Linked DNA regions of Homo sapiens: region 2 is linked to region 1. A link is a loop called in an ENCODE intact Hi-C map of the cell type or tissue named here. Cell type or tissue: psoas muscle. All regions are shown on one strand. Links, peaks and the distances in the headings refer to the core of each region. The heading gives the core; the rest is flanking DNA. Region 1 holds the start of LMTK2 (lemur tyrosine kinase 2). Region 2 overlaps TECPR1 (tectonin beta-propeller repeat containing 1).

Region 1 (10,600 bases), core at 4,063-6,562:
TCTCTCTATCCTCTCCTTCTGGGAATCCCCCACTTTATGTATTTTGGTATGCTCAATGGCATCCCACAGAGCTTTGAGGCTTTGTTATTTTTTTCTTTTAAAATAAGCTTTCGATAGTTTCAGATTTATAGAAAGGTGTAAAGCTAGTACAGAGAATTCCTATATATCCCACACCCAATTTTTCCTGTTATTACTTTACATTAATGTGGTATATTTGTTATCATTAATGAATTGCTATTGATATATTATTCCAACTAAAGCCCATATCTTACTCAGATTTCCTTAGTTTTCACCTAATGTCATTTTTCTGTTCCAAGATCTTATTTTGGATACCACATTATATTTAGTTATCATATCTCCTTAGACTCCTCTTGGCCATGACAATTTCTCAGACTTTCTTTGTTTTTCATGACCCTGACATTAAAAAAAATGTTTTTTAAATAACCAAATACTTGCAACAAATGACCTTGACATTTTTGAAGACTACTGGTCAGGTATTTTGTAGAATGTCCCTTAATTCGGATTTGTCTGATTGGACTAATGTTATACATTGAGGATGAAGACCACAGCTCATCACATCATATCAAAAATACATAGTATCAACATGGCTTAACAGTGTTGATGCAGACCTTGTCAGGTTTCTCCACACTTTGGTAAAACTACTCCCCCCACCCCCACACTATACTTTGTTCATTTTTATTCATTTGGTTTTCCTTCTACTCCTCAGACTGGATGATCTCAATTTACCTATTTTCAAGTTCATTGATGCTTTTTTCTGTCAGCTCAAATCTGCTATTGAGTCCTTCTAGTGAATTTTAAATGTCAGTTATTGTACTTCTCAACTCCAGAATTTTTATTGGGTTCTTTTTAAAGTAACTGCTGTCTCTTTGTCAATATTCTCTTTTTTTAAGTAATTGTGTGCACAGGTAATGAACTCCCTTTTTTGAAGTATAATTCAATAGCTTTAAACATATTTACAGATAAAATTTTAGAACATTTTCATCATCCCCCAAAGAAATTCCATACCCATTAGCAGTCATTCCTCATTTCTTCCCCACCCTGTCAGCCCCAGGCAATTACTAATCTATTCCCTTCCCTCTTCAGCCCCTGGCAAACACTAACTTACTTTCTGTCTGTATGGATTTGCCTATGCTAGACATTTCATAAAAATTGAATCATACAATATTTGGTCTTTTCTAACTGGCTTTGTTCACTAAGCATTATATATTTAAAGTTTACCCATGGTGTACCACATATCAATACTTCATTCCCTTTTTTGTTGGTGACTAATATTCTATTTTAAGGATATACTATATTTTGCTAATCCATTCATCAGTTGATGGACATCTGGGTTATTTCTACCTTTGGGCTATTATAAATAATTCTGCTATGAACATTTGTGGGAAAGGTTTTATATAGACATACATCTTCAATACTTTTAGGTATATACCAGGAATAGAACTGCTGGGTAATATTGTACCTCTGTATTTAACATTTTAAGGAACTACCAGACTGTTTTCCAAAGCAGCAATACCATTTTACATTCTCATTTGTAATGCATGAGAGTTCCAACTTTTCTACAACCTCACCAGTCTTGTGTCTCATATTTTAAAAATTAGACCTGTCTTTTTATAAACTAAAACCATCCTATTGTGCATGAAGTGGCATTGATTTGCATTTCCCTGATGGCTAAAGATGTTGAGCATCTTTTCATTTGTTTATTGTTCATCTGTATATCTTCTTTGAAGAAATGTGTATTCATACCCTTTTGCCTAGTTCTTAATTAGGCTGACCAGGTGCTGTGGTTCATGTCTGTAATCCTGACACTTTGGGAGGCCGAGGGGGGGTGGATCATTTGAGGTCAGGGGTTCAAGACCAGCCTGGCCAACATGGCAAAACCCTGTCTCTACCAAAAATACAAAAATTAGCTGAGCGTTGTGGCACATGCCTGTAGTCTCAGCTACTCGGGAGGCTAAGGCAGGAGAATCACTTGAACCCAGAAGGCAGAGGTTGCAGTGAGCCAAGATTGCACCACTGCACTCCAGCCTGGATGACAAAGTGAGACTCTGTCTCAAAAAAAAAAAAAAAAATTAATTGGGCTATTTGTCTTCTTGTCATTGAGTTGTTAAGACTTCTTTTTGTAATTTTTTTTTTTTTAAATTTTTGGTGTTTGGTTTGGGAGGTATTTTGTTGTTTTCTTATTTTTTATTTATTTTATTTTTTGAGATGGGGTTTCTCTATTTGCCCAGGCTGGTCTTGAACTCTCAGGCTCAAGCAATCCTCCTGCCTCAGCCTCCCAAGTAGCTGGAATTACAGGCATGTGCTACTGTGCCCAACTTGTAAGAGTTCTTTTTGTATTCTAGATGCAAGTAACTTATCATATATATGGATTTCACATATTTTCTTTCATTTTGTGGGTTATCTTTTTACTTTCTTGGTTGTGCTTTTTGAATCACAAAAGTTTTAAATTTTGAAGCCAAATTTATCTATTTTTTCTTTGTTTGCTTGTGCTTATAGTATCCTATCTCTGAAACAAACCTAATCCAAAGTAATAAGGATCTATGCCTACATTTTCTTGTAAGATTTTCATAGTTTTAGCTTTTGCATTAGGTTCTTGATCTATTTTTAGTTAATTTTTGTACATGACATTAGGTAGGGGCCGATCATCATCATTCTTTAGCATGTGGATATCCACTGTCTCACAGCATTTGTTAAGAAACTATTCTTTTCCATTGAATTGTCCTATACCCTGGTTGAAAATCAATTGACTGTCAATCTTAAGATTTATTTGTAGACCCCTAATTATATTGTTTGATGTATAATGTCAGTGCCACACTGTTTTGATTACTATAGTTTTGGAATATATTTTGAAGTCAGAAAATGTGAATCTTCCAACTTTGTCTCCTGAACCCTGCCCAAGATTGTTTTGACTATTCTGGGGCCCTTAAATTTCCATATGAATCTTAGGATCAGCTTCTCAATTTCTGAAAAGAATCCAGAGGGAATGGATGGGAATCACATTAGATCTATAGATCAATTTGGAGAGTATTGCCTTAACAATATTGTCTTTTGATCCAGGAACATGGGATGTCTTTCCATTTATTGAGGTCTTCTTTATTGTTTTTCAATCAACCGTTAATTCTTTAGACATATTTATAATAATTATTATTATTTAATTGTAATAATTATAATTTAAAGTCTTTGTCTATTAAGTCCAACTTCTCAGCATCTGATATGGCTTGGCTCTGTGTCCCCACTCAAATCTCATCTTGAATTGTACTTCCCATGCATTGTGGGAGGGACCTGGTGGGGGATAATTGAATCATGGGGGTGGTTTCCCCCATACTGTTCTTGTGGTAGTGAATAAGTCTCACAAGATCTGATGGTTTTATCAGGGGGTTCCACTTTTGTGTCTTCCTCATTCCCTCTTTGCCTGCCGCCATCCATGTAAGACAGCACTTGCTCCTCCTTGCCTTCTGCCATGATTGTGAGACTTCCCCAGCCATGTGGAACTGTAAGTCCAATTAAATATCTTTTTTTTTTTTTTTTTTTGAGACAGATTCTTGCTCTGTCTCCCAGGCTGGAGTGCAGTGGTGCCACCTTGGCTCACTGCAAGCTCTGCCTGCCGGGTTCACACCATTCTCTCACCTCAGCCTCCCAAGTAGCTGGGACTACAGGCGCCTGCCACCATGCCCGGCTAATTTTGTTTTTGTATTTTTAGTAGAGACGGGGTTTCACTGTGTTAGCCAGGATAGTCTCCTTGATCTCCTGACCTCGTGATCCGCCTGCCTCGGCCTCCCAAAGGCCTGGGGTTACAGGCATGACCGCTCCACCCGGCCATTAAATCTCTTTCTTTTGTAAATTGCCCAGTCTTGGTGAGTATGTCTTTATGAGCAGCATGAAAATGGACTAATACAGAATCCTCAGGGAAAGTTTTTGTTGTCTAATTTTTCATCCTGTGTATGAAGCATATTTTCTTGTTTCTTTTTCTGTCTTGTAACAATTTTTCGAAAACTGGACATTTAAAATTGCATAATGTGGAAACTCTGGAATAGGTTTTCCCTGATATTCCCCTTCCACAGGGTTTGCATTGTTGGTGCTGTTTGTTATTGCTGTTGCTGCCATCATTCATTTTTAAAGGGCCTTTCCTGGTCTAATTCTGTATTTTGAAAAATTTGTGAATGGCCACCAAAGTCTCTGTTTAGTTAGCTTAGTGGTCAGCTAATGACTACAGAGATATCCTTAAATTCTTTTTTTTTTTTTTTTTTTTTTTTTTTGATATAGAGTTTTGCTCTTGTCATCCAGGCTGGAGTGCAGTGGTGTGATCTCGGCTCACTGCCACCTCTGCCTCCTGGGTCCAAGTGATTCTCCTGCCTCAGCCTCCCGAGTAGCTGGGATTACAGGCGCGTGCCACCATGCCCAGCTAATTTTTGTATTTTTAGTAGAGACAGGGTTTCACTATATTGGCCAGGCTGGTCTCAAACTCCTGACCTCAGGCGATCTGCCCAACTTGGCCTACCAAAGTGCTGGGATTACAGGCGTGTGCCACTGTGCCTGGCCTCCTTAAATTATTTGAGCCAATATGTCTCCCTGGTTTTGCTAAGAGTCTCTGTATGTGTGTTGGAGCATGCATCTGATGCTCTGGCAGTTTAAAATTCTGCCCCAGTCCTTACTGTGCTTGCACAGCCTCATGATCAACTAGGAATGAGAAACGAGGGCCTTCTCATGTATTTCCTAGCCATGTTCATAGCCTTGTACATGCACATGGCTTTCTAGATTTCCAATAATATGGTGGATCTTTTCAAAGCTCCCAATGACATATTATTCCCTAGATTTTTCTTTTAAGTTTCTCATCAGCCAACTGGTATCACTGGCTCAGGCAATTGCAATGTTAAACAGTTGTCACTGATTATTTTCAACAAACAGGATAGGACTATTTTCACTGAGGCATTTCTGAGTCATATCAAATGAAGAAAAGCCCTGAAAATAGTGCCTTTCTAAGGAGCTGCCAGACAGGTCAGATAGTCACAGTTCTTTGGGGATACAGGTTTTGGGGGAGCTCCAAACCTATTCTGCCCCCTCTGGTAGCTGCTAGCCTGCTTATTTCCACAGTTCCCATGGTGGTGAAGTTGCTGGTTTTCAAGGCTATCACAGAGGTGGGGAGAGAAGAATGGAAATAGGGCAAGTAAAAATTTCATGAAGCTCATTATTCTTATGAGATTTGGCCATTTTCCTTTTCTTTATTTTAAGAGACAGGGTTTCACTATGTAGCACAGGCTGGAGTGCAGTGGTGGAATCACAGTTCACTGCAGCCTCAAATTTCTGGGCTGAAGCAATCCTCCCATCTCAGCCTGCCAAAGTGCTGGGACTACAGGCATGTGCCACTGTGCCTGGCTAATTATTTATTTTTAGTAGAGATTGGGGTCTCACTATGTTACCCAGGCTGCTCTCAAACTCCCAGGCTCAGGTGATCCTCCTACCTCAGCCTCCCAAAGTGTTCGTATTACGGGCGTGAGCCACCACACCTGGCCTCAGCCATTTTTCTTTAACAAATTGACTCATGATATTGCAAACCTCTGGCAAATTCCTAGAGTTCTGAAGAAGTTTATGTGGACAATTTTGCTAGTGCTCTTCTTGCCTTCCATTCTTCAAGTATCAGTCCATTCTTGCATTGCTATAAGGAATACCTAAGATTGGGTAATGTATAAAGAAAAGAGGTTTAATTGGCATATGGTTCTGCAAGTTGTACAGGAAGCATGATGCTAGAATCTGCTTGGCTTCTGAAAGGCTTCAGAAAACTTACTATGATGGCAGTACGCAAAGGAGGAGCGAGGCATCTCACACGGTGGGAACAGTAGAGAGAGAGAGGGAGGAGGTGCTACACACTTTTTAAACAACTAGATCTCGTCAAAGATCACTCGCCATCACAAGAACAGCACCAAGAGGATGGCGCTGAACCATTCATGAGAACCCTCTCCCATGATCCGATCACCTCCTACCAGGCCCCACCTCCAAAACTGTGGATTACATCTCCACACATGAGACCGGGTGGGAACACAAGCCCAAATCGTATCCAAATGCTTCCCTCATGACCTTTGTTTTTAAAATAATTTGTTTAATTATACATTTATATAATTTATTTATTTATTTTTGAGATGGAGTCTCACTCTGTTGCCCAGGCTGGAGTGCAATGGCATAATCTCAGCTCACTGCAACCTCTGCCTCCTGGGTTCAAGTGATTCTCCTGCCTCTGCCTCATGAGAAGCCGGGATAACAGGTGCCAGCCACCATGCCCAGGCCATCTTGGCCTGGCTGGCCTTGAACTCCTGACCTCAAGTGATCCACCTGTCTAGGCCTTCCAAAGTGCTGGGATTACAGGCGTGAGCCACTGCCTATAACTTAAATTTTAACAATGGCTGTGTTGAACAACCAATGCGCATAATTCCTGAACATGTTAACAATTGGCTTTCATGAGTTGGCACCAGCAGCTCCAGGACCCCACCAACAGGCCTCCTGGGTGCCCCATTTGATCCAGCTGAGCTCTGTGAACCTTTAGAGTATCTGCTAGGTGCCAGAGCTCCAGAAGTGCTCATCCAATACTAAGCTGACTCCACATCCTTCAGCATCCAGGCCTCAGCCAGAGCTTGCTGGCAGGACAGACACTGGCAGGAGGGTCTTCCAAGCGATAGCTTGGCATGAAGGAAAACTTGAAAGAGGCTTGGCATGAAGGAAAACTTGCAAGAATGGCTGTAAAGGGCTGGGCGTGGTGGCTCATGCCTATAATCCCAACACTTTGAGAGGCCGAAGTGGGCAGATCACTTGAGGTCAGAAGTTCAAGACCAACCTGGCCAACATGGTGAAACCCTGTCTCTCCTAAAAATACAAAAATTAGCCAGGTGTGGTGGCGGGCGCCTGTAACCCCAGCTACTCAGGAGGCAGAGGCAGGAGAATCACTTGAGCATGGGAGGCAGAAGTTGCAGTGAGCCAAGATCACACCACTGTACTCCAGCCTGGGTGACAGAGCGAGACCCTGTTTCAAAAAAGAAAAAAAAAAAAGAATGGCTGTAAAACACTGAAAGATATTGCTTCTAATCTTAGGTATTGATTTCCAAATTGTGCTAAAGGCTGTTTTCTGACTTCTGGGTGAAACTAAACAAAGCCAACAGGTTTTTGTTTGTTTAATAACATCTCTAACTGGAAGTCTTCAAGTATTGAGTAAAGGCATACACGGTGAGGTGGGTGGTGGGGCAAAGGCTGCCTTTAGACATCATCTGGGGGATGTGCACTGTAACCCCTGTTCTGTGAAAGAGGAAAAGAAGTTTGTTTATTTGTTTGTTTGTTTTAACTTTTGGGCTTGCTCAAATAATAGCAAAATCTACTTTGGGATTGTGGTCCAACGTGCTGTTGGAGTGCACTTTAGTTGTAAATAACCACTACCAGGATTATCAGGTAAGGCCTTCCTTAGGCCAGCACTACAGCAGGCAGTCACGAGCCTCCTTGCAGTACACAGTGTGGGTGTCCCTGGCTTCTCTGAACTCAAAGTGAGAAGCTTCCTGATAGAAGTAGAAGTATAGGCTAGGCGCGGTGGCTCATGCCTGTAACCCCAGCACTTTGGGAGGCCGGAGTGGGCAGATCACGAGGTCAAGAGATCGAGACCATCCTGGCCAACATGGTGAAATCCTGTCTCTACTGAAAATACAAAAATTAGCCAGGTGTGGTGGCGGGCACCTGTAGTCCCAGCTACTCAGGAGGCTGAGGCAGGAGAATCGCTTGAACCCAGGAGGCAGAGGTTGCAGTGAGCTGAGATCGCACCACTGCATTCTAGCCTGGTGACAGAGACAGACTCTGTCTCAAAGAAAAAAAAAAAAGAAGTAGAAGTACAACAGGGTGATTGTGTCTCTTTCCTAGACCTTTGCCTTCCTTACCAATTCTGCATATAATCAGCAGAAAGCCGTGAACTTTTTTTTTTTTAAGACAGAGTCTCGCTGTGTCGCCCAGGCTGGAGTGCAGCGGTGTGATCTCAGCTCACCGCAACCTCCGCCTCCTGGGTTCGAGCAATTTTCCTGCCTCAGCCTCCCAAGCAGCTGGGATTACAGGCATGCGTCACCGTGTCTGGCTAATACTTTTTGTATTTTTAGTAGAGATGGGGTATGACCATGTTGGCCAGGCTGGTCTTGAACTCCTGGTCTGAAGTGATTCACCCACCTTGGCCTCCCAAAGTGCTGAGATTACAGGTGTGAGCCACCGTGCCCAGCCAAGCCATGGACTTTTAAATTCAATGTTTCTCGTTCCAGGTATTTGTCTCCTTAGATATTTATTGGCTTGCCTCAATCATCCAACAAATATTCCCTGGGCATCATCTGTGTGTCCAGTGCTGTGTTAACATCATCGACAGCTGGCATTTAGGATGGACATTTGGGGAGTTTGGAGAATTGGGGAGGTTACACTGTTGCCAGGTGGCAAAGTCTCATCTGATAAGATTGAAATCAGCTCCTCTCATGCACACACTGAACCATAGCGCCTCTCCAGAAAAGCTTAGCATTTTCCCAACCCCCATGCCTCTGACCACTATATTACTTGTGTCTGGAGAGTGCTTTCTCTATCCTCTCTGCAGGACTGTGTTCTCACCTCACCTCTTGGTGGGGAGAAGGCCACCCCTGGGAGCTGCTCTGCCCTGGTACCTGGGACCAGGGCCATGCACCATTGCTTTAGAGAACACCTGCTCCGACCCAGGTCCTGCACCAGGGATTTCCCACCAGCTGAATCAGACACAGTTGCTGTCCTCAGGGAGCTTACAGTCACGGGTCAATAGGATACTGCAGCTAGGATAGCAGTCCACACAGGGCCAGGGCGGGGCACTAAGGAGATGACAGTCATTTCTCCTAGAGAGTCATAGATGAAGTCATATGTCAGGTGAGTCTCGACAGATGAAAGGAAGAGTGTCTGCCAGGTGGACAAGAGGCAACAGCTTGAGCTCAGGAGGTGAGTCAGTGGGTGATGCCGAGAGAGGCATTCTCTTGATCAATTCAAGTGAAAAGCCCAAAGCTGTTTGATGGCTGAGAGGATGTGTAGGTCAACTTAAGGAGAAGAGCCTAAAACAGCTCTGACAAGTAAAAAAAAAAAAAAGGCAGAAGACAAGACAGGCCTATTTTTGCATGTTATAAAACACCGAGAAAAAAATATCAGGATGATTGTCATGGTCTTCTTTACATTTTCCTGTATTTTTCAATTTAAAATAATTGTTGGTGTTACCTGCTGCCCACGCACTCCTCCGTCTGCAGGGGGCGCACCGGCCGCCACCGCTCACTCCTTCAGGATGATGGGCGGGGCCTCCTGGGCCGGTGTGGACTGACGAGTGGCTGGCCGCCCTGTCCATCACGACATCCCGCCCCCGCGCTACGTCACATGACGCAGCCCATCATGGCGGCGGGAGCGCGGCTTCCCAGGCCCGCCGCTCCGCAGGGCTGCTGGCGTTGCTGCTGTTGAGAGGCGGCGGCGGCGGCGCAGGCGGGCGGGAAGGATGGTGTTTCTGCGACTGGAGCGGCAGGTGCGGACCGGGAGCCGGACCGAGGTTTGGCAGAAGCAACGTGTGCTCGGGAGCAACCGGCGCGGGTGCCACTGAGGCAGCGGAGGGAGGCAGGATCGACTGACGGGCGAACGGACGGACGGACGGAAGGCGACTCGAGGGCCGGCCCCGGAGCCGCGCCGTGGGCGAGATGCCGGGGCCGCCGGCGTTGCGGCGGAGGCTGCTGCTGCTGCTGCTGGTCCTCCTGATCGCCGGCAGTGCTGGGGCCGCGCCACTTCCGCAAACAGGTGCAGGTGAGCGGGCCCGCGGCGGGGACGGGGCTGCGGGGTCTTCGGCGTGGAGGGGAGGGGGCGGCAGGGCCGGGCCGGCCTCGGCGCCGAGGAATCGGAGGGCCTGCCGGGGGCGGGAAGCCCAGGGAGGCGAGTGATTAGGGAGATTTCTGCCGCAGGGGCGTGGGATTTGGGGGGGCGGGAGCGAGGCGACGTCGTTGGGGCTGGGGAGGGCGGCGGGCGAGGTAGCAGCCACCGACCCCTCCCGGGATAGGCTGCGGTGCCGGCCCTGGACCTGTTGCCTTAAGATCCTCAGCTTATATCGCTTCCTGGCAGTTCAGCTTCCCTTTCCAGATGTCACCTGCCTCTTGTGCTTTTTTTTCGCATCTCATAAGAACCGTTTCTTAGCCCTAATCATACTTAAATGCAAATGACTTGGCGAGCTGTGCGGAGTTTGTTTTCGCTCCTTGCAACTTATTCTGAAGTTGTAAATTGATTTTAGACGCTGTGCTTTTTATTCGGAATGTATCTCCGGGGATGAGAAGGAAACAACTATAAATATTTCTATTTTAGGAAGCCAGTGATTAGAGTAGCAGGCGTTGAATAACTATTGACAAACTGGCTTAAGGGTGATGGAAGTTTCTATTTTAGCTAACGTCAGTGTATGATTTTCTTTTCTCCCCCCCCGCCCATTTTCTCAACATCGTTTTTATTTGGGGTTTATTTTCCTAAATAAAACTTCAACCCAAGAAAACATCCCAAGTTGGGTCATTTTTCTAAAAAGGAAAAAAAAATCTAGGCTAAC
Region 2 (10,600 bases), core at 4,044-6,543, 140 kb after region 1:
TGAGTCGCCTGCCTGTGCTCTCACGGCTGGTGGGCAGAGCTGGGGCTTGTCCATGCTCTTTAGACCCACGGACCACCAGGTGCAGCCCCAAAACTGCAGCAGCATCACCTGGGGGCTGGTGAGAAATACCAAGTCTCAAACAAACTCGGGGTAAGACCCGGAGATCAAAGTCTGAACAAACCCTCCAGGAGACCCCGATGCCTGAGTCTGAGACCACTGCTGCAGGCTGGGCAGAGACCCTCTGTCTTGTCCTTGTTTCCCCTGGACAGAAGGGCCTTTACTTCCACCCCAGAGAAACTGTTTCTGCCCCAGATCTTCAGCCTCGGACCCAATGGGACAACCCAGCTCAGGGTCGAGCCTTACCTCCATCACGACAGCCCAGCCTTACCCTGCTCCCAGGTGCCGCCACCAGCAGCCCAGAGTATGTCAAACACCTCCAGTGGCCACCCCAGGCTGCCCCCAGGACCTCCTCTCTGTGGGACCGAGGCAGGAGGGCTTCGGCTCTTGTGGCTTTTGTGAGTGGAGACCCATTTTCTCCTGCCTGGGACAAGTCCTGGGACCCAGTGGGGCAGGTGGCAGCCTCTTCTGGACATGACCACCTAGGCTCAGACGGCCCATCCCAGCCTGACTCCTGCGCACCCTGCCACCCCCAGTCACCTGAGGAGACTAGACGAGCTGCCAGAGTGTGACCGGTCACACTCTCGGGCCGCGATGATGGCTTTCCAGGTCTTCCCACTGAGCTCGCTGGGGGTGACACCCTGCCGGAAGTACACGGCTCGGTCCTCACAGCCAATGCCCCACACCTGGAAGAGAGAGGCTGTGTTCCGAGGAATCTGGGCGCAGGCCCGGGGGCTCTTCTCGCTTCCTAGGGGTGCAAAATGCAGGCAGGGTCCTCCATGTGCAGGTGTGTGTGGGCTGGGAAGGTCCATGCTGGGGCTGTGTGGTGGGCACAGAAGTCAAATACTGGAAGGGGGCTCAGGAGAAGCTGCGACCTGGTCCCGTCTCCCTGACCTCAGGCAGACCCAGGGTTTCAAGGTGACAAGGTCCACGGGAAGTGGCGGGGCTGGGGGACGCTGTGTTAGGAAATGAGGTTCACCTGCCTCCCTGTCTTGCGTGTGCCCTCTGGTGGGAAGCAGATGCCCCCAGTGAACCCAGAGGTGGTCCTGGTTTTGTTGTCTTTGTTTTTTGTTGTTGAGACAGAGTCTTGCTCTGTCACCCAGGCTGGAGTGCAATGACGCAGTCTTGGCTCACTGAAACCTCCGCCTCCAGGGCTCAAGTGATTCTCCTACCTCAGCCTCCCAAGTAGCTGGGATTACAGGCTCCCATCACCACACCCAGCTAAGTTTTGTTTTGTTTTGTTTTGTTTTTGAGATGGAGTCTTGCTCTGTCACCCAGGCTGGAGTGCAGTGGCGTGATTTCGGCTCACTGCAACCTCCGCCTCCCAGCTTCAACCGATTCTCCTGCCTTAGCCTCCAGAGTGGCTGGGATTACAGTCACGTGCTACCACGCCCAGCTAATTTTTGTATTTTTAGTAGACACAAGGTTTCACTGTGTTGGCCAGGCTGGTCTCAAACTCCTGACCTCAGGCGATCCACCCACTTCACCCTCCCAAAGTGCTGGGATTACAGGCGTGAGCCACTGTGCCCGGAATGTTTTTGGTTTTTTTTAGAGATAGGATCTCACTCTGTCACCCAGGCTGGAGTGCGGTGGTGCAATCATGCATGGCTCATTACAGCCTTGACCTCCTGGGCTCAGGCAATCCTCCTGCCTTGGCCTCCTGAGTAGATGGGACTACAGGTGCACACCACCACACTTGGCTAATTTTTAAATTTTTGTAGAGATGGGGTCTCACTATATTGCCCAGGCTGGTCTCAAACTCCTAGGCTCAAGTGGTCCTCCCACCTTAGCCTCCTAAAGTGCTGGGATTTACAAGTGTGAGCCACCACACCTGGCCGTGGTGTTTTTTTTTTAAGATGTAAAGTAACTTCCCTGATTCTGACCTCACTTTCCATGGAAAAGGTTTCTGGGTAGGCATCCTACTCTCTGCCTTTGGGCAAGAAGTAAGGTTTGCTAAAGGGCCTAGGTGGCCTGGCTAGGTAGGCTGTGGCGTCTCTGTCCCTTGGCCCTGGCAGGCTCGCCTTGGGTTCAGCACCCCTGTGCACTAGCAGGTGCCTGTCTCCCCCTGGCCTCTGGGTGCTGTGCCACCGGGGGGGTGGGAGGAGGGTGTGGCAGCAGAGGGAAGCCTGGCACCTCAGAAAGAACTTCTTGCTCAGTACAATGGAGTGGGGGGCTCTCCTACAGTGGGAAGCGGCCACTAGGCTATTGGGTGGCATCAGGAGCCCCCATTCTGAGACCCCTGCTGTTTAGGGGCTGCAGACCCACGTGCACACCTGGTCGTTCATTCCCACGTTCACCATCGTCATCTCACCAACCATCTCAATCCAACTGGTGCCGCAGGGATTGTGAGAGTTGACGCCTCTTCGGAACCACACCTGGGGGAGTCAGAAATAAACATGCCTTCCTGGAGGGCCACTGAAACAGACGGTTCGTTCGTTTAAGCCTCAGGGAGAACAAGTGAATAATTTGATCCTTTGGTTCACGTCGCAAATGAGCAGTGGTACATCATTTAGCGAGGAAGCCCTTATCCGTGATCCACGCCGCTCTTCCCACACCCTGACCGCATCTCCTGTGCCTGGCACTGTCCCACGAGGGCTGAGGGTCCTCTGGCCTCAGCCACATGTGTCCTGGCAGCTTCCTGCCCATTCTCCAGCCTAACGCTTGGAAAAGGCTACTTTATTTGAATTGAGTTGGTCCCTGTGAAAGACAACGGCCTTAATACTGTTATTTAGGAAAACTAGTTTTTAAAAAGCTCATTATTAGAAAAAACAAGACCCCTATTTTGGGTCTATTCTTAGTACTTCAAGAAATACTTAAAGTGAAGTATTTTCATGTCGACGTGTAAAAATACACACACTCCCACTAGATTTTCCCAGACTGTCTGTGGCTCTGTGATTCAGCGGCTGGTCATGCTCCACCCCGCCACCCGGCATTCCATCAGGGCTCTTCTTATACATTCTCCATGGTGGCCTGGGAGGCCCCGTTAGTCTCAGACCTACTGGAGACCTTGTGCTATTAGAATGCCTGAGATGCTGCCAGACACGGTGGCTCACACCTGTAATCCCAACACTTTGGGAGGCTGAGGCGGGTGGATCACCTGCGGTCAGGAGTTGGAGACCAGCCTGAACAACATGGTGAAACCCTGCCTCTACTAAAAAATACTACAAATACTAGTCAGGTGTGGTGGTACACGCTTGGAACCCCAGCTACTTGGGAGGCCATGGCAGGAGAATCGCTTGAATCCAGGAGGTGGAGGTTACAGTGAGCTGAGATCGGGCCACGGCATTCCAGCCTGGGTGACGGAACGAGACTCTGTCTCAAATTAAAAAATAAAAAAAAGAAATCCAATGTTGCCCATTTAATCCAAAGAAAGTGACACATGGCTGTAAGAGGGGCTTGGAAGTTGTGGTCTCTGGGAAGTGGGGTGACCAGGATCCAATGTGGGGGACAGTCTGGTCTGTATTTTTGTGGGCTGGGAGTGGCCTCAGACTCTGAGAGCTTCAGCACTGGAGATACAGATGCAGACGTGTGGGCCGTCCATCCCCCGGGCCAGGGAAACCCCCTTGACAAGCAGTTAGAAAAACCCTGTGACTGGCCAGGCACGGTGGCTCATGCCTGTAATCCCAGCACTTTGGGAGGCTGAGGCGGGCGGATCATGAGGTCAGGATATCGAGACCATCCTGGCTAACTCGGTGATACCCCATCTCTACTAAAAATACAAAAAATTAGCCGGGCGTGGTGGCGGGCGCCTGTAGCCCCGCTACGAGGGAGGCTGAGGCAGGAGAATGGCGTGAACCCGGGAGGCGGAGCTTGGAGTGAGCAGAGATTGCGCCACTGCACTCCAGCCTGGGTGACAGAGCGACACTCCGTCTCAAAAAAAACAAACAAAAGAAAAACCCTGTGAGTAATCGGAAATCGGCTGGTTTTATTGGACTTGCCGCTGATAAGATGCAAAAGACAAGCAGTGACTAGAGGATGGGGAGGCGCTTGGTTAATCAAGGGCTTCAGGAAATTCGCTTCCGATTCTTCGAAATGTTGCAGCCTATTAGGTGATACTTGCAGTTGCTGCATTTGGGTACCAGCGTGTGGGTGGAAGAGGATTTTACGGCACAAAACGTCCTGGAGATTGGCAACAATTTCAGCAACAAACAATGCATGGTGCTCAGCTGGTGCCGGATTTGTTCTAATGGGTTTTTCTTTTTTGAGACGGAGTCTTTCTCGTTGCCCAGGCTGGAGTGCTATAGTGCAATCTTGGCTCACTGCAACCTCCACCTCCCAGGTTCAAGCAATTCTCCTGCCTCCCAAGTAGCTAGGATTACAGGTGCCCGCCACCATGCCCAGCTAATTTTTTGTATTTTTAGTAGAAACAAGGTTTCACCATGTTGGCCAGGCTGGTCTTGAACTCCTGACCTCAGGCAATCTGCCCACCTAGGCCTCCCGATGTGCTGGGATTACAGACGTGAGCCACTGCACCCGGCCTGGGTTTTTCTTTTTTTTTAATTTGAGACAGGGTCTCGCTCTGTCACCCAGGCTGGAGTCCAGTGGTGTGATCACAGCTCACTGCAGTCTCCAACTCCTGGGCTCAAGTGATCCCCCAGCCTCATCCCCATCTTACCTTCCAGTCCTTGGTGACAGCCCAGACCACGCTGACTCCCACCGAGATGTGCATGACCCCGTTTTCAGATCCAGGAGGCTCCACGATGGACCAGGAACTTCCTACCGGGCCCCCAAGAAACCCCCAGTGGCCCCCATCAGCCTGGACAGCTGGGGAGCGAGTGACCCTCACCCTTCTCCCCAGTACAGGGTATGTGGGTGGGGGAGCCGGGCTGCCCACCTTTGGGATTGCTCCTGTTGATTCCTTCCCGGACCAGGGCCTGTCCCTCCCAGAGTGTGGCCCACAGGAGGTCGTGGGGCCCACAGCTGATCTGAACCACCTCCCCGGGGGTGTCCAGCAGGGACCAGGAGGACCCTTCGGGGTTGGAGTGGCTGACGTCCTCTCTGTACCACACCTGGGAGGCAAGACAGGGACACAGCACCTGCATCAACTCATTCACACCAGCCAAGCACGGGGGTCTCGGTGTGGTAGGGGGTAGGACCCATGTCCCCTGACCGTCCAGATCTCACTCCCTGCCCCCTACCCCGGCCAAAAAACGCAAACCCTGGATTCCGGTGGTCCTGAGGGATACACTTGTTCCATTCATCTGTTTGGGGTGATGCCCCCAACCCAGCCCACTCATGGACACCCACCCACCACCTGATTCCAGTCTCAGGCATGTGGGTCTCCGGCCACTCTGGCCAGCCCGTGTGTCCCATGCCCCCTTGTGGCGATGTGCTCTCAGGACACCCGGCTCCAGGGGAGGCTCCAACTCCCATTCATAAACTATCTAAGACGTCAGTTCTTTTTTCCTTCACTGAATGGTTAAGACTGGGAGCAACGTGCTCAGAGCGTCTGAACTGTTTGGCTCATTTTAGCTGGGGGAGACTACATGTCACTTCGTGATCCAGAAAGGGCAAGGGACCCTCCCCATAGGGCTGTCTTCAGACAGGGGACCCAGCCTCCCAATCCTGCCACCATCCCCCTACAGCAGGCCCTGCAGGACCAGGCCTAGGAGCCTCCCTTCGGCTAGCAGGTGGCCCATCTGTCTCCCCAGCTTCTACAGAAGCCCAGGTCCTGGTGCCACCTCTCATGGACCACAGGTGTGGTGCAGGCAGCACCAGCTCACGGCCGACATTCCAGGACACAAACGCTGCTCTGCAGCCCCTGTTCTCCCCTCTCTCTCTTTGCATCCAGATGGCCATGGCCCCCCGATGGGGGCTCAGTCCTGGGGCAGCTCCCTCACTCTGCCCGGCCCCTCGCCACCGCCCTTCAGCAGGGCTGAGGAAGCAACTGTGTTCGCCTGTTCCCAGGCCAACGTGGCCGCAGAGGGGGGCTGCGACAAAACTGGCAACTTCTGAATAACTGCTAAGCCCACTGGGGAGCTGTGGTCAATGCGTGGTGAGAGCGACTGAAGAATCCTGCTGTGCAACAGAAAGCCATGACTCGAGTGTCAGCGCCCTGAGTTCAGGACCCTCGGGGCCTCTGCTGCCCTCAGGGGCTGCTTCGATTCCTCTGCTTAGTTCACAAACTCCTTGAGACAGGATTGCCTCTCTCTAAACAGCCACAGATCCACTACCCACCTACCCACCCACCCATCCATCCATCCATCCACACATCTGTCCACCTGCACACACCTTCCATCCATCCACACATATAACCACCTATCCATCTATCCATACACCCACTCACCCACTCACCCACCCACCTACACACCCATCCATCCATCCACACACCCACCCACCCATCCATCCACCCATCTATCCATCCATCCGCACACCCACCCATCTGTCCATCTGCACATACCTTCCATTCATCCACACATATACCCACCTATCCATCTATCCATACACCCACTCACCCACTCACCCACCCACCCACACAGCCATCCATCCATGCACACACCCATCCATCCATCTACACACCCACCCACCCATCCACCCACCCACCCATCCATCCATCCATCCACCCATCCATCCATCCGCACACCCACCCATCTGTCCATCTGCACATACCTTCCATTCATCCACACATATACCCACCTATCCATCTACCCATACACCCACCCACCCACTCACCCACCCATCCACACACCCATCCGCCCATCCACACACCCACCCACCCATCCATCCACACATCCACCCACACCCATCCATCCATCCACCCACCCATCCACCCATCCATCCACACACCCACCTATCCATCCTTCTGCCCACACACCCACCCATCCACCCATCCATCCACACACCCACCTATCCATCCATCTGCCCACACACCCACCCATCCACCCATCCATCCACACACCCACCTATCCATCCTTCTGCCCACACACCACCCATCCGTCCAGTGGCACACCTTCTGTCACCCACACACCCACCCCCACACTATTCCTGAAGACTGTGGGAGGCACCAGCAGGGAGCTCAGAAACTGTCTTGAGGAGGCCGCATTGATGTGCCTGAGCTGAGGCTGGGCACTGATCAGCACGCTGGGGGCTCGGAGGAGAGAAAGGCCAGGAGCAGGCATGGGGTGGGGGGGCCGGGGCTCCGGGGAGGAGCAAGACCCAGGGGGTGCACAGGACAGGACCCACAGGAGGTGGGATCGTGGGGAGCCAGGGCAGGGAGAGGGGTTGGCCTTACCTTGCCCTGCAGAGACACAGCCCACACTGACAGGCGGCCCACAGGCTCCTCCGTGATCTCCCAGCCCCCTACAGAGAGGTCGTTGAAGGGGTCGGGCAGCTCCTTGGGGTCATCCTTCGAGGGGATCTGAAGGAAGGAAGTGAGAAATGGTAGCAGTCAGCGCCCAGTGGGCACCTGGGCATGCACCCACCTCCCGCCCGCCTGCCATCCGGACTTCCATTCTTCAGCCCAGCCTGCAGCTGCCTTAATTCACAGGGAAGGCAGCATCAGGACTGTGGGGGCCCCTGCCCGGCTAATTTTTGTATTTTCAGTAGAGACGTGGTTTCACCATGTTGGCCAGGCTGTTCTCAAACTCCCGGCCTCAAGTGATCCACCTGCCTTGGCTTCTCAAGTGCTAGGATTACAGGCATGAGCCATCACACCCAGCCTCTACAAAAAATTTAAAAGTTAACCGGGCATGGTGGTGCATGCCTGTAGTCCCAGCTACTAGGGAGGCTGAGGTGGGAGGATTGCTTGAGCTCAGGAGTTCCAGGCTGCAGTGAGCTGTGACTGTACCACTGCACTCAACAGAGTGCAACAGAGCGAGACCCTATCTCTAAAAAGAAAAAAAAATAGGGCCAGCTCCCTGGTCTCCTGGCTTCTCCCAGTCCCAGGGGCAGCCCCACCTGACAGCCCTGTATGTCCCAGGGAGGCCTCCACTCATTGGAGGCCACGCCAAGACCTGGGTCCAGTGCTGTGCTCCCTAAGCTGGGAGGTTCTTCTGGGTCATGGAGCAACGCTAGAGCCAGAGGTGCCTCCCTTGGCTGAGGGGGAGGACAAAGTGCCAGATGGAGGCTCAGTCTGGGACAGAGCAGCTTGGACACCAGGGTCAGGGCAAGTTCTGTGCTGTCCTGGGCCTGGCCTGGCTCCCTGTGTGACTATCTCCCAAGTGAAGGGACACGCAGTGTCGTGGTGTTCCCGGGACAGGAAACAGCTCAAAGGCCAGGTCCCGAGGTGGGCGTGGTGTCCCCTGGTGCACACAGGTGGGGAAGGTGGAGAGGAGGCTGCATGTGACACTCTGTCCTGGCCCTATCCTGCCCCCAACCCACATTCAGGAACAGAGACCTTGGCCCAGATGTCCCGGGACTTGTATCTCCTGTACCGGATCCACTTCCGGCGCCGCACACAAGAATTCCACTTCTTGTCTTTCGTGTAGGTGGCGGGAAAGTCGATGGCGTACGTCCACCCCTGAAACACCAAGGAAGGGGCTCTCAGGCTCTGCGGGGAAGGCATTTGAAGAGCTGGGGAAGGTGGGGAGGGAGGGTGTGGCCTGAAACACCCGAGCTCAGGCACCACAGGGTGCAGGGGACAGAAGCAGGGACAGGCGGGAGGCACCCCCTCCCCACAGGGCAGTCATGGAGGGTCCCAAGTTCACCTACCCCTTTCTCAGTGGGTTCACCTCCAAAATTCTCATCCACGTACCAGTCAGACTCCCACTCCCAGTGCGGCGAGGGCAGTGCCACCCTGTCCAGCGGCCGGTGCTGGAGCCCACTCACGTCACTCCACCCCCAGCGGTCACTCAGCAGGAGCTTCTCACAGAAGCCGCCCATGGGATTCCAGCGCTGAGGGCCGGGGACACAGAGGCGGCCTTGGACCCAAGCCTGCTGGGCGGGAACCCAGGCGGGCCAGGCATCTCCAGGACCAGCTGACCCTGCCCAGCCGACCCCCTCATTGATCTCCAGAATAGGAAGTGAGCAGAGGGCCTGTGTGGGACCCAGCAACTGGGGACCCCCATGCCACTTCATCATGAGCCAGCAAGTACATCAGCACAGCCCCAAAGGGCAAAGAACCTCCTGCCAGCCACGGCGCTGTGAGCAGGGCAGGCGGTGGAGGGCACACCTTGTCCTAGGCTCCCAGAAACCACTGGAGCCTGCCCTCGTGGGGACCTGGCCAGACTGCTTTGGTGAGGACACAATAGTGGCTTCAGCCTCAAAGACCCTGGATACTATGCAACTTGAATTTTTTTTGGAGGGGCGGGGTGCAGGGGGACAGGGTCTTGCTCTGTTGCCCAGGCTGGAGTGCAGGGCACGATTATGGCTCACTACAGCCTTGACCTCCCTGGCTCAAGTGATCCTCCTGCCTCAGCCTCCTAAGTAGCTGGGACTAAAGGTGCACACCACCACACCCTGCTAATTCTTGTATTTTTTTTGTAGAGGCAGAGATTCACCATGATGCCTAGGCTGGTCTCAAACTCCTGAGCTCAAGCGATCTGCCCGCCACAGCCTTCCAAAGTGCTGGGATTACAGGCGTGAGTCACCACGCCTGGCAGCAACACAGATTTTAAGTACAAGGAAGGAAATGAAGGCAGGAACTGGTGGGGAATCTGGGGCCTCTATTTCCCTTCTGTGGTTCATCATTTTAACCAATAACCCAGCGAACTGACCCGCTCGGCAACTCCAACCATGAGGGTCACTACCTGATTCTCATAGGCCTCCTCTCGGCGGCGGATGGGGACATCGCTGGCACACACATACACGTAGACCTGGTTGTCACAGGCAATGCCCCAGCAGCACTGCGTGGTGGCGCTGACGCGCTTGAACTCCAGCTGGGAGTCCTTGCACATTTCCCAGTACTGGCCTGCTGTGGACAGCGTGTACACTCTCCCGAAGAGGTCCACCGCCCACAGCACTGAGTTGGGCATGGCAGCGGCTGGAGGTAACCTGCGGCAGGAGGACGAGGGCCAGCGTTCAGGCTCCCAGCCCAGGGGACATCAGAGTCATGTGAAACCTGGGAGACTTCTACTGTGACTATTTATTCTTTTTCTCTTTTTTTTTTTTTTTAGATGGAGTCTCACTCTGTCACCCAGGCTGGAGTGCAGTGGCGCAATCTTGGCTCACTGCAACCTCCACCTCCAGGGTTCAAGCAATTCTCCTGCCTCAGCCTCCCAAGTAGCTGGGATTATAGGCACCTGCCACCATACCCAGCTAGTTTTTGTATTTTTAGTAGAGACGGGGTTTCGCCACATTGGCCAGGCTGGTATCGATCTCCTGACCTTGTGATCTGCCTGCCTCAGCCTCCCAAAGTGCTGGGATTACAGGCGTGAGCCACCGCGCGTGGCCAACTGCTTATTCTTTCTTTTTTTGTTTATTTTTTTGAGACGGAGTCTCGCTCTGTTGCCCAGGCTGGAGTGCAATGGCACGATCTTGGGATCTTGGCTCACTGCAACCTCCACCTCCCAGGTTTTCTCCTGCCTCAGCCTCCCCAGTAGTTGGG

Evidence for each region. Peaks named below come from ENCODE experiments on the same cell type or tissue, not always from the same donor. Only the 100,000 strongest peaks of a DNase experiment are listed, where the experiment ranks them.
Region 2: it touches region 1 in a loop (4-fold over the local background); 23 of 110 quality-filtered maps call a loop at or near these places.

The regions. Positions count from the first base shown.
Region 1 is chr7:98,097,462-98,108,061 of GRCh38, forward strand. LMTK2 (lemur tyrosine kinase 2) reads left to right here and starts at 9,401. Exons shown (of 14, transcript NM_014916.4): 1 at 9,401-9,819. The coding sequence starts at 9,717. In psoas muscle, for the core only: no CTCF peak of the experiment used is centred there; no DNase peak of the experiment used is centred there.
Region 2 is chr7:98,236,119-98,246,718 of GRCh38, forward strand. TECPR1 (tectonin beta-propeller repeat containing 1) reads right to left here. Exons shown (of 26, transcript NM_015395.3): 3 at 9,804-10,047; 4 at 8,767-8,949; 5 at 8,453-8,575; 6 at 7,349-7,474; 7 at 4,952-5,126; 8 at 4,733-4,833; 9 at 2,391-2,492; 10 at 658-803. The coding sequence starts at 10,028. Among named protein-coding and RNA genes, the nearest start is that of TECPR1, 11 kb to the right of the region's middle. RefSeq lists an enhancer at 4,648-5,550. In psoas muscle, for the core only: a CTCF peak has its summit at 5,440 (motif pointing left); a DNase peak (open chromatin) is centred at 5,433.